Regions from separate parts of the Homo sapiens genome. Here region 2 is linked to region 1. The links are chromatin contacts, found by Hi-C in ENCODE. All regions are on one chromosome and are shown on one strand. Each heading gives the region's core, a stretch centred on a gene start or an enhancer-like site at or near the end of the contact. The rest is flanking DNA. Distances are from core to core; before and after follow the strand shown.

The links. Hi-C counts contacts between places; a loop is a spot of excess contacts on that map. Pooled maps may share reads with other maps.
Region 2: a map of PC-3 shows a loop between it and region 1 (18-fold over the local background). The contact joins the enhancer-like site here to the promoter of FRMPD4 in region 1. A Hi-C loop is called at or near these places in 2 of 168 maps with a recorded cell type or tissue (PC-3 and sigmoid colon), 1 of 37 single-sample maps with no recorded cell type and 2 of 50 pooled maps.

Annotation. Positions count from the first base shown.
Region 1 is chrX:12,136,812-12,143,011 of GRCh38, forward strand. It overlaps FRMPD4 (FERM and PDZ domain containing 4), which reads left to right and starts at 1,662. Exons shown (of 17, transcript NM_001368397.1): 1 at 1,662-2,201. The coding sequence starts at 2,161.
Region 2 is chrX:12,206,363-12,213,063 of GRCh38, forward strand. The region is part of intron 1 of FRMPD4 (FERM and PDZ domain containing 4); the gene reads left to right. Among named protein-coding and RNA genes, the nearest start is that of FRMPD4, 71 kb to the left of the region's middle. Within about 2 kb of position 4,034, at least 4 of the 41 ENCODE cell types and tissues checked have a DNase peak (open chromatin) inside an H3K27ac peak, as active enhancers do; they include PC-3, where a contact is called at or near this core.

The DNA.
Region 1 (6,200 bases), core at 412-2,911:
GCAACTTTAGCTTGACGGACAATGGGGAGCTTTTACATATTTTAGATCAGACAAGTAGCCTTATGTGATCTACGTTAAAACACACACACACACACACACACACACACACACACATACACACACACAAAACATCTTTTTGTCTGGTATGTTGAGAATAGATTATGGCATAAAAATAAAAGATTTCTAAATATATTGCCTTATATGAAAAGGTTGCGATGAGACTCCAATGCAAAAAAAAGCTTTAAAAATTATAAAGCACAGTGCAGACCCAAACTATAATTATTTTACAAACAATAGAGTTCAAAAGCCAAGGTCCCTCTCGCCCCTTCCGATCCTTGAGTAGTAACTGCGTTCATGCAATTAAACTAGCCTGTTTAATAGAAGCTGCAGGAAAACTGATAACTATGTATTCAAAAACATGTAATTTTATGCCTGAGTTTTAAGTCATTTAGATTTTGCAGATTGCTATTTATTTTATGTTCAGTTTTTGAAATAAATGCTTAAAAAAAACGCTTTAGTACTAGGCTTGAATACTGAAGACTTTAAATATAACAACAGACCAGGAGAGGAGCAGAAGTGTGGGAACTTTAAACCTATTTCTTTCTTAATCCCCTCGGAGAGCTAGACTGGAACACTGGCTGGATCTTCCAACATTTCTGGGGGTGCTCTCTGTTCTTTGCGGTGGCCCTGCCGCCAGGTGAACGCTGCCGGTGGGAGAGCACACACTTAGTGCGGCCAGCTGACCTTCACAGTCTGGGGGGAAATTTTAAAGGATTGTGGAGAAGAGGCCTTGAGACTTCAAGAGGAAGAAGAAAAAGGGGCCCAATGAAGCCTGAGCCTCCCAGGAGGTAGAACTGAGTTAATGAACAGGGCTGATTATCCAAGGTAATTATGTAAAAGAGAAGGCTAGGAGGAGTTCTAGATGGCTGCAACTTGGAGTTTACTCTGCCTAAGGTGAGTGTTTATGTTTCTGTGTTTTTGCTTCTCCGGCAAGGTTTTGTTTTGTTTTGTTTTTTTCTTCCCTGTTCCCTTCACCCAAGGCTCAGTGTGCAAAAGCAGCTCGCTCTGCGTGGCAGACCCCATTCTAATCCTTCTCTTTCCTTAGATTCTGAGCCCGGTTAGAATTAGCCTCCGCATCACGGGCTCCTGGGACCCTCCGCTCTATGCTCCTCGAGGAGGGAGCAGCTGTGTTCATCCCCCTACCCGCAAATGCCTCCGGTTCTTATTTGGCAGACACTCCCGCGGTGCTGCTGTCCAAAGACACACCTTCCCAGCCAGCCCAGTGGTCACGTCTCGCCCCAGCGATTCGGGAGAAGCAGTGGGAACTCTGAGCTCCCCGAATCGAGCCCGCTGCGCCTGGCATCTCCCTTCCCTTCCCCTTGACAAACGACCCAACCTCAATCATCCCTGCTCCTTCCGAACGCTAGTTTTGTTTACGGAGCAAACCGAGGCTTTGAGCAACCTGCGGTTGCACGGCTCTCCTTCGGCTTGGGGAGGGAGGGGTAGCGTTCACAGTTCTCCAGTGTGCCATAGACTGTTAGACCAGATCCTTCAGATCTAGAGGCACACGCAGTGGGTGACAGGAGAGTGCCCCCTCCCCCCGGGCGGGTGGGGGTGGGGAGAGGAGCAGGGACTCGGCTTGGAGAAGGAGGCAGGGAGGCAGCTGCAGTGCTGCGAGGGGTGCGTGCGCGTGTGCCCAGCTCGCCTGCCGTCTCCCGGCTCCGTCTGCGCTCCTCGGTGCGTGGGGCACGAGGGTCCGAGGGCCGGGAAGCCAGAGCAGCGCCTCTCGCCCAGGCCTCGCTTTCTCTGGACGCCCGGCAGTCCCCGGGGCTAGAGCGCACGGGGCGGGGCGCGAGACCCGGGCCGCGCTCCCCGCCCCCGCCTCTTGCGCCCTGCCTGGCTCCCTCTCCATTGAGTTTTCCTGCCTCGGGTGCCTATCAATGGTCCTGCTCGGGGATGCACACGCAGCTCGCGGCCGGAGGGGGGTAGCAGCCGCCGCCTCCAGGTGCAGGTTCTCTCCGGCCGCCGCCGCCACCCGCTGTCGCCGCGACTCGAGCCCCGGGCGCACTGAGGTCTTGGCCATGGGGCTGCGGAGGCTGCTGTTGCTGGCGTGAGAAGGGGCGACGGAGTTGTCGCGCTCGGGGGTCCCCAGCTGCCTGCATGGATGTCTTCAGCTTTGTGAAGATTGCAAAGCTTTCGAGGTAGGGGCTGCGCGGGTTCCGTTTGCACCCAGGGCCGCTGCCGCGGGCAACTTGGTGCCTTATTTTTCGGGAGGCTGGGTAGAGGCAAAAGCTGGAAAGCGCGACGGGGCTTAAGACAAACGAAGTGGCCGGGGGCTTCCACGTTCAACTTATTTCTCACTGGCTGCTGAGGCTTGTGTAGCGGCGGGTGTAGACCACACACAGAGAGGTACATACATGCCCTCACCAACACACCGACATTCACGACAGTTTGTTTTCCCTAAGGAAAAGCCCCAGCGGTGTTTGGGGTCCCATGTATAATTCAGGGCTAAGAGAAGATGGTTGTAATTGCTACTGCTAGGGAAACCCAGAAGTGCTTGGAGCTTGGGTGCCTGCCTTCCAAGCTGCAAAGACCAAAAGTGCCGCCTTCCCCCAACTCCTAAATTACACCTCCACACCTCCACAAAGTCAGCTCCTAGATTGACCAGGTGCTCCCAACGGTAACCTAGATGGCGAAGTCATGTAGATAGAAGAGAAAGACTTTCAGCCTTTTTTTTTTTGGGGGGGGGGTAACTATATTCTTAAGCCTCGAAAGATTTAGAAATTTTCTTCTAAGTGGCCATGTTGTTAAAACAGTAGCTAAAACTAAATCATCGATTCAGACATTTTTGGGTAGTACTGATAAAAGAGGAACATTTCCACGCTTGGGCCGCCTAGGTGTTGCCTGGCCAGAGCACTCCTCCAGGTCTTCTGCCCTGCTTATGCTTCCAAAGTCTTCGTTTGAGCCACAGAGTAAGGTTTGTGCTGCTTGCTATGTGGCATTAATTGGGAAGAGCCCAATAGGAGTGGTCTTAGAAAACCATGCCCAACCTTCTCTGCCCCTGGAGCTCTTTATAGCAGCTACCACCAGGACGTAGGAGGTAGACAGTTGGGTTTTTCCAGGATGTAGCTTAAAAACTTACTTGCAATATGGACAGAATAATCCCAGGTTTTCCTTCAGTCCTGAGTGTCAGAGTGAGATGTGTTGATTGCATCAGGCAGGGATGAGCAGCTTCCAATAGTCAGAGGTAGAAACGTATGTTGACTTTGCTTTATTAAATTACATTAGACCACTTCAGAAAGGTTCTGTTTGGATGTTGCCATTCTCTCCGACATCTACAGGTCTTTGTTCTGCCTGCCCATCTCCACCTTCCCTTTCTACTAACATGGGTCAGTCTTCATGCCACTAGCAGATTTCCCCAGGCAGAAAGGCCCAGTGCAGCTTACTCTAAGTAGACTGGAGATACGCAGTTGATGGGTAAATACCTGTGTCTTAGAGCAGCTCAGGAAGAGGTGTTGTCCTGCAGATCAGAAGACTGATGTGTTAAGCAGTGGATGATTGTGGTGTGGCCAATTGTTTGCTTTCAAGCTGATCTCATAGAGGGCCATTGCTTCACACCACTATTCTATTAACTTCCTGCATGCTTCTGCCTAGGGCTAGTTTCTAAACAGCTGTCAAATATTGAACCATGGTTGGGAAGCAGCTGTGTGCAAGTTTAGAGGCTAAGTGGTACCCTCCGTGTGATGGACAGAGATACTGCTAAAGGGAAAGGGAAGTTCAACCAATAGTATAGTTCAAAGTAACCAGGATACTTTTTGGTGGCCTCAGATGCTAAAAACAGTTTAACAAAACATCTAGAGCCTCGATTTAGTCCTTAAACTTAGGAACTTTGGAGAGGACAGTGTCATGTGTCAGTGAAAAGATGTTTCATATTCTTTTTACTAAATTCTAGGATGCCTACATGATATTCACAAATCTGAGTTTTTGCAAAACTCAAGCAAGGCTGTGGGGAGAGTGGTATCTTATTTTAAAGAGAGTTTAAAATTTAGTAAATGAGTGTGAGTTTCACTTTCTATCCTTAATGTGATCCAGTAGAGTGTTTATTCTAAAGACAGAAGGTGCAAATGTTCTGAGCTGATGTGCCGATTAAGAAATCTTCCATCCATAGAATTCTTCTTTTTCTTTAGTGTGAGCCCGAGGATGGTCCCCGTGCTGAGATAGAAGTACCTTTAGAGGGTCATCAGCATGTAAAAACACATGTTTGCAGTTGCTTGTTTCTGCCTTGGGAGGAAGAAAGTCTTGTATGTGTTTTAAACACTGTTACAGAAAGCAAGTTCTTTTCTCAAAGGTGAAGTATGAAAGTGCTTATACTGCAGGATTTTCCTGATTTCAGAATGGATAATCTTCCTAAAGGATTTAGCTTTGATCAGCATGGTTACTTCAGTGCTTAAAATTCTCTTGGTTTAGAGGCAAACACATGTAGTTACCCTGGGTACCTGGCCTTACCTTTGGTTCCTACAAACTTGAGCTTCTAAATGTTAATTCAGAAGGCATATCTTGGAAGTGATATTTGCTTAGTGTCCTATCTGTGAGTAAAGACAGTGTAATTACAGAGAATTCCAAGAGAATATTATTCGACACTGGAATAAATAAACTGCATATTTTGACTTTTTAGAGTGTCTACATTTAACTATTCGTTTCCAGAATCTATACCCTTTTAATCGTGGGAAAAATCAGAATTGACAGTGCCCCTCAATAACCCAGTACCATTAAAAAAAAATTGCTGCCAAGTGTTGGAATTGCTGGTAAGTAGTTGGCACCCTTTACATCATCAGTTAGAGTTATGACCCTTGATTGCATCCTTCGTGGGTGGCACAGTGTGTCATGGTTCTATCTGAAGATGGTTTTTCCCGTTCTTCTAATTTTCTGGTTCTTAAACTGCTTGATAGTTTACATGCAGTTTTACTTCACTGTTTCCTTGGTAACAGTTCTATATTATTTTCCATCCTTGTAGATGAGAGCATTACAGATGATTGCCTTATAAACCAGTAATAGTATAAAAACAGGCATATATTTTTATTGTTACTGCTCTTTGTATTGACTATTTTATTTGTAAAGCAGATGCATTCTTTCAAATGTTTATAGAAGAATGCAGTCCAGTAGAAAAACATATGATTATGCCCCTTTTGCCAGAGGGAGATGATTTGAGATCCAAAACTCATAGGGATGTTATTAAATTGAGTGATATGTTCATAGATTAAGTCCCTGATTTGGCTTCTTTTCTTTAAGCAAAACGGTAGACTTGATGATAATGATTGAGTCCCCACTGTTGATATGATGATTTCTTATAGTAGTAGGTAAATTTGGGGAATGCTTTACTTTGCATTTTCTTATAGTTGCATGGGTTATTTTGTGGTATATAGCAGTGACTAATATCTAATATTAGAATGCTAATTTTCTTACAAGTATCTTATATTTGAGGAAAAATACAAAATACATATGTATAGTTTCCTTAGATTTTTATGTCAAGTCCATTTAGATACTACTAAACTTCTGTCTTTTACCTTTATCTTATTCAGAATTAAATATTTCCCAGGGAAAAGGGGAAGTTAAAGAAGTAATGCAAAAGGTCAGGGTTTTTCCCATATCCCCTATTTTTACTGAGTAATTGTATTAATATTGCTGATAATAGTGAGCTCTGGAGGCTAGCAATGAAAAAACCCCAAAGACTCTGGATTTGAATTTTATTAAAAATGCTACTTGCTCATCTTCTGAATCCTTTCTAAGTTCTGCTGATTTTTGTGACTGTCAGGAGGTGAAATGATGAACAGTTTCATAACAGAACTAGATTCCTGTTTTAGGAATATTTAACTCTAGTTTCCCAAGAGTTGCTAGTTTGAAGCTGTGAAAGTCTAGTCGCTCGCAGTTCTGGGAAGAAGGCGTCTAGGTCAGGCTTTGTACCATTTCAAGCATCTCTCTCTCTCTCTCTTATTGTCTGGGGCAAGTGAGTTTCACCTTCTTGCTATCAGAATTTGGTACAGACTGACAGCTGCAGTGAAACTTACTTGTACTTTAAATGCATGACCTGGAAAGTCTCACTTTCTGCTTATGGTCCTTCCAGCTGTTCATTCTCCCCCTTTACATACACATACACTGTTCAACTTTAGTACTTTGTTATTTCATTTGAGGTTAACCGTGGA
Region 2 (6,701 bases), core at 2,784-5,283, 72 kb after region 1:
AACTTCAAAATAACCTTCTTACATTTGGAGACTCTCCCAAGTCATGAGGCAGAGCCAACCCTACTGTAGAATCTAAAGATGACACAGACCCATCTTTCCAAACTTCCTTGCAGCTAGCAGTGGGGCATATGGGCAATCAGACATACTAACACCTGTCCTTGAATTAGTAGCTCATGGTTTGGAGAAGCAGGGGCTACCCAGAATCCATTCTTATGATGAGTCACATTGGCAGCAGCCACCACGCCTAGTCTTAGAGGTCTCAGATGCAGCAGTGCTAACAGAGGCAGTTCAGGTTCAGCACTGGTGGTATCTGTGGTACAAGTTTCAGTGTCTGTCCTCAGTGGTAGCAGCTGTGATATCCTTACTATCCTGATCTGTGATGTGATTTTAAATGTTGACCCTGGGTGCATTGACTCCAACCCTGATTCTTATGATGTTTATGAACAACAAATTATCCTTTAATTAATCCCTTTTGAGCTTGTGTTATCCACATTCTGTTTGTTTTGCTCACAACTAGAACTTTTGACTGATAAAAATATTGTTATAAATATCATAATCTTGTTTTGTTATACAGTAATGTTTTATATGCTATCAAATAAGGAAAGACTGTTGTTTCCTTCCATATGAAATAGACTCTTATAATGATCCCTTTTCAATTGGTTTGCATTTTTTTGGTTGTTTTTTAAACCTTACTGCATCTTCCTTTACTGTCATATGTCATTTCTCATTAGAAAAATTACAGCATACCAGAGTTTCCATTTTCTTGAAGCTACATCTACATGATAGGGAGAGAGCTATACCTTGTAGGATTGCCAAAACCTATAATGCCATATGCAGAGATAAAACAATTCAGACTTTTTGTTTTTGGCAAGAAAAAAATGCCTCACAATTTTTTTTATGAATATTCTATTTTAAAACCTATTAAGCCCCAATGCTCTTTTCTTTAGATAGAAATTTCTCAATATTTTAACTAAAGCTGTGAAATAGAAAAAGGGAGAACTCTTTTAATTTTTTAAAAAGAAACGTTGAATCAGAAACAAATCTCTAAGGTTCTCATTCCAATATTGGCAGCATAGCTTGTATTGTGCTAACTATTGGACTATTTTGCTGATAATAACTGTACATTAAAAATTATAAACTGTAAAAATCGTTGTTTGAAAGCTACTTGGAAAGTAGTAAAAGCAAGCCAGAACTATAAGGGATATGGCTCTTGAAAGAAGAGGAGCACATCAGGCAGGATCCACACTTAACTGGTTTTTCTGCTGAGCGTGCTTCCCAGTTTGTTGTGGCACACTGAGATAGAGCTCAAGCAGAAGGTGGCATTCTTATTAAGTGAAGAAGTCAGAGGTTAGAGCTCAGGGCTACCAAAAACTTCTGGAAATCGGGAGGGGGAATCCTGGAAATGGAGAATCCTAAAATCTACATACAAATCCCTAGTTGACTCCTAAACTATGCACATGCAGGTATGATTTCAAGGAACACAAAAGGAAGCAGTAGTTGGAAAGTTAATGATCTGAGCAGAGGTGATACCAGCTTCCTGGTTCTAGGAAGACAGAGATTGGAGTTCAAATCCTGCCAAGTTATAAAGATTTGGCAAACAATTCAAGATTTTCTTTGGAACCCAGAGTAGCTATGCATTAGAAGCAGGGACCATGTCCCAGGAATGATAACTATATCCTTGAAATAATGGCAAAACTAAAATAGACCCATTGTAAGAAAACCTGAAAACCAAGCCTCCACAAAATTAAGGTGACCCACTTGTAATATAATGGTCTGACATGACAAAATTCAACACTCTTCAGAGGAACAGAGCAGAATTCACAGTCTATACAACGTATTATCAATAATATCCAGCATATAATCATAAATTGCTAGACAGGCAACAGGCAGGCAAATATAACCTATAATCAAGTAGAAAATCAAGACCTTGTCTCCATAAAAAAGGAAAAAAAAAAGTCAATAGCTGAAGACCACATGTCATCCAGATTTTGGTATTAGCAGATAAAGACTACTATAATGTGTTTGAAGGTTTCTAGGAAAAAATGGATATAGTGGGTGAAAATATGGGGAATAAGGGGAGAGAGAAGAAACCACTGCACCCTGAAAAAAAAAAATCCCAATTAGAAATCCTACAAAAGAAAAATAAAGATGATATCTTTGGTATCCTATTCACTTTTGTATCCTTTGCAATGTCTTTATGCCAAATAGAATTGTTTTTGCATAGCTGATTGTTAATTACTGTTAAAAGGTAAATTTATTTAAATCCATAAACTTGGACTTCCTCCTTTAAATCATATAAAAATAGGCATATAATACCTTACTATACTATAATAAAATGTTTACAGTAAATTAAAGTAGTAATGAACCTTAGTAATTTTTTAATATATTTGAACAAATTATTTCAGTTAAGCTATTCTGCCCTCCAATTAAATACAATCATGCATTACATTTACTGTCTATATCTAAAGCGTAAAGAGTAAAATTATGGAATAATTCAATTGGAGATATCTTTGGCAAAATTATGCATCAATTGGAAGAAACTACAACAACAATTATAAATTATTCTGGTAGGGTGGTTTTCCTTATTTAGAATCAGCTAACTGAAGTAAGCTAGCTTTCAATAAGGTGATTAATTTGTTTATTTTAATTATTGAACATAAAAACTGTTTGTGAGATTAACGATCACATTATCCAACATAATTAACCTGTAATGGAATTTTGTCTTCTTAAATTGAAGTATCATTTTTTTCAGTCCTCTTATAAATTAGTCCTGTCCGTCTTGAATCAATATATAAATTAAGTATTGTTAATCATAAAATATTTTTAAAATAGCTACAATATAGTACAAGTGGTTTTAATTTAGGTCTCATAAAACTAAAAGCAGATATCCCTACATTTTTGTATTTCATAGAATAGTAATATATTTAAAAGTATGTTTTTGAGATTAACACTAATTTGTTTGCCAACTTTATGTTGCATATTTGAAAGAACAGAACCAAAAACCAGTATATGTACTATCTTTACTTCATAAAAGAAATGACTTTACAGAACCAAAAATTAATTTAGGTAACCGCAATATCAAGAGAAACTGGAATCCTCTATGAGCAAGCACTGTAGATATTTAAAGCCACATCTATTTATATATCCGTTACATAGACTTATCTTTTTTCACTGCAAAGTGTTGGACACCTCCTCACTGAAATCTACAGATTATCATTTAAAAGCCCTGCAGTAGTATGTGAAGGGCTTCAGTGCAGCAGATGGGCTTGGTTCATGGGAGTGGTTGGGTCCTGTGTGTCTCTTTAAAGTGTTTGGATACATTTATCTATCAGCACACGTTAGTACTTTTCTGGGAAGAAGTTTCCTAACTTTCACATAGTTATCAATTGTGTTCTTAATTCCAAGGATAAAAATCCTTGCTAGTAGCCCTTTTCATTTATGGCAAGTGGTGTATCTCTTCCATTTTCTCATTGCTCTCAACTGTTAATAATTGACAAGAGAACCCAGTTTAAAGGGATATTCATTTGGTCATTTCTTAGAATCATTTCACTTACAAGAAATGAAGTGAGCCTTCTCGGTATCAGATGTTGCTGTTGTAAAATATGAAAGCCATTGCCGTTTTTCATAGGTTCCACTGAAGTGATAGTTGCTTGGTTTTCTTTCTGTGGTGGTACATTTGTGAGTAATTATTTGCCCTGTGACTTTGTGTATACCCTACTTCACTCAAGAAAAAGATTGAAAATTGTTCCTAAATCCATGCACAAAACAATAAGACAACATGTAAAGTAAGTAATAAAAGTTAGTCAACAAGAAATGCAGACCAAAAAGAAAGATGATCTGAAGCCAAGTGTTAATACATCAAACATGTGTCTCAAGCTGCTTCTGCATGATACACAGTTCAGAATTGGAACCAATCTTCCTAGTAGTCAGTACAAAGGGGAAAATCAGTTGAATTAGAGTGGGAAAGAACACAGGTCTGACAAACTAGCTTGAGCCAGCAGAAGCCAGCTTGAATGAGCACAGGCCCATGTGGCCCAGCACAAGCCAATATGAACCAATTAGAAGCGGCCTGAGTCACACATCTTCCCTCAGATGGTGGTGTGGTTCTGCCTTCCTTTTCCTGGGAACCTGCCTTCAGCAGCATCTCCCCTGATGAGGAGGGTGAGATGTGGACTTAGAGGGGCTGGCCAGACAGAAAGGATGAACAAGGGTGTCTTCATCTTGTACAAAACACAAAGGGGGAGTAGCTTCTTAACTTACATTTGAAAGTAGCTTGGCGGTGCTCCCAGTGAGTGAGTCTGATGTTCCAGAGACTCCACAGACAGTCATCATGTGTTAATACTGGAAACTGCCCCGCCTCCCCCACCGACAACACACACTAAAAAAGGGGAAAAGAAAACCAGACAACCTGCAGTTTGAATTTAGATGTATGAGACAAAGTGACAGCCTTAACATTCACCAAATTTAAAGAGGCAACATTGAATGGTAAGTTATATTTTAAAATATCAAACACCGAAATGTTAAACTTTCAGAAATATGAAGGTTTTAAAATGTCAAAACTAGGCATTTTTTAAAAATCCCACAGATCTAATTTCAAAGTGACAAAACTAAATAGAATGTCTCTCTGAAAGGTACTTTTGTTAAAATGAAACAGTGTTTGAATTCAGTGGGTGATTATTCATTGCTCTGGCATTTATTTTACGATCTCAGTAAAAACTCAGGAGACAACAACTCCATGTAATATGACAGAGTTGGACTGACTGGCATTTTTGCAGTTCTCACTAACGGGATTGAATCCATCAAGACTTGGATAGTGGTGGTTGCTTGAGCCTCTCAATACCTGAATTTTCCTTCATAAGCAACTCCATGTGGAGCTCTGGCAAGAAATGGTGGTATGTAAGGTTGGGCAAAGCAGCTTGCATCTTCTTCAGACTTGGATGTGTCTCCTGATTCCCCGGATTTAGTTGCCAAATTCTCTCCTCCTTTTTACTCCTCTTGGCTTATAGATCTGTTTACTAGCCAATGAGCTGTTTGATGTCTGAGGGAAACCTCTGCAGATGGAAAGGATTCTTTAGAGTAAGTTGGCTTCTATCTGCATGTTTAGTTTAGTAGAGTTATCTTTGCAAAAATCCTAGTTTTTCATGTGTTTTGAAGTTCAGTATGGAAATCTTATTATTCTATTTTTAAGTGTAGTTAAATAAGTACAATTACCTTCATGTTTTCTTTGGCTAATATTTAATTAATTCAAGTCAAACAAATTCTACTTAAATAATCATACCCATTTTCAAAGGTAGTTAAACACCCTTAAATATTTTATACTGCAATTATGCATTTAATATAGTATATTTTCCTTTGAAGTGCTTCCAGTGACCTGATAGGGCAAATCAGTATGCAAACAATCAAAGCTTTCCAAGCATTTAAAAGTACTCTTATAAATATAATAAACTTACAAAGCAAATAAGCTTTTAAAAATGTTCCAATTATATTTAAAAATACAATCAATTTTCTTATTCCTTTCAGCTTAAAATGGCAAAACTAATGTATAGTTTCTTAAATCACCTATATAACATATATTCTTCATAAAATTAACTCAAAAGTACTAATTCTGTGAGTTGATGTTATTTCCATTGTTGGCTTAATTCTAAACATTCCGGGTGTTGAGATGTTTATTACTGTGGCAGAAACTTCCAGTTCCTCCCCACAGCCATCCTTCCCTTCCTCTATAATAGGCACTGGCAGACTTTTTCTGTAAAAGGCCAAACAGTAAATATTTTAGGCTTTGCAAGCCACATATGCTCTCTGTTGCATATTTGTCCTTTATAAAAGAAAACAACCATTTAAAAATGTAAAAAAAAAAATTTTAACCCTCTGGCCATACAAAAAAGATCAGTGGGCTGATTTTGGCCTGTCAATTGTAGTTTATTGACCCCTGTTCTAGAATTTTAAAATCATTCGATTTTTTTTTTTCTTTTAGGTGGGCACATTTCCCAGACTCTCTTGTAGGTAGGTGGCCATATGACTAATTTCTGTCCTCTTTCCCTCCGAATGCAATGCGGACCTAATGGTGCAGCATCTTGGCTCTGTAGTTAGGAACAGCACCATGGGGATGGCAGAGCAACAAGCTAGAAGGAGACTGGGCTCCAGGGCACTGCAGGAACTTTATGCCTCTCTGAGAACTGAGCGGTGTTGACAACCAGCCTAGACTTCTAGGTGAGACAAGAATACATTTCTAACTTGTTCAAATTCCTGTAACCTGCAGCCAAATCTGTATAGCTAATCTACTTTCTTAGGGGACAGATTTCAAACCTCAGGGGAACTCAAGTTAATGAGTCAAAAATTCATACCCACCATATGGCTGTCAATTATTTGATAATTGCTTTCAACTTCTCTTTATTTTTGTGATGAAATCCTGCACCTTTCACCCAGGCCTAAAGAAGTTCTAATGCTATTCCATTGAATTTTAAAATTCTCTTCATAATTTGGTAGAAAGCCCAGTGACATGTTTTTGGTGCCTTGTTTTGTGCATCAGTTCTTTGGTTGGTTTCTTCTGAGAAGTCTGGACTGTTTGTGGGTAAGAACAAAGGACCCTTGATTTCTTTCATGTAAATTGTACCCCCAAAGCATAAATAACTCTGAGACTCCACTCCTAAGGCTCTGGATCAAGTCTCCCTCATTAATTTCTTTCTGAGACCCAGTACCCA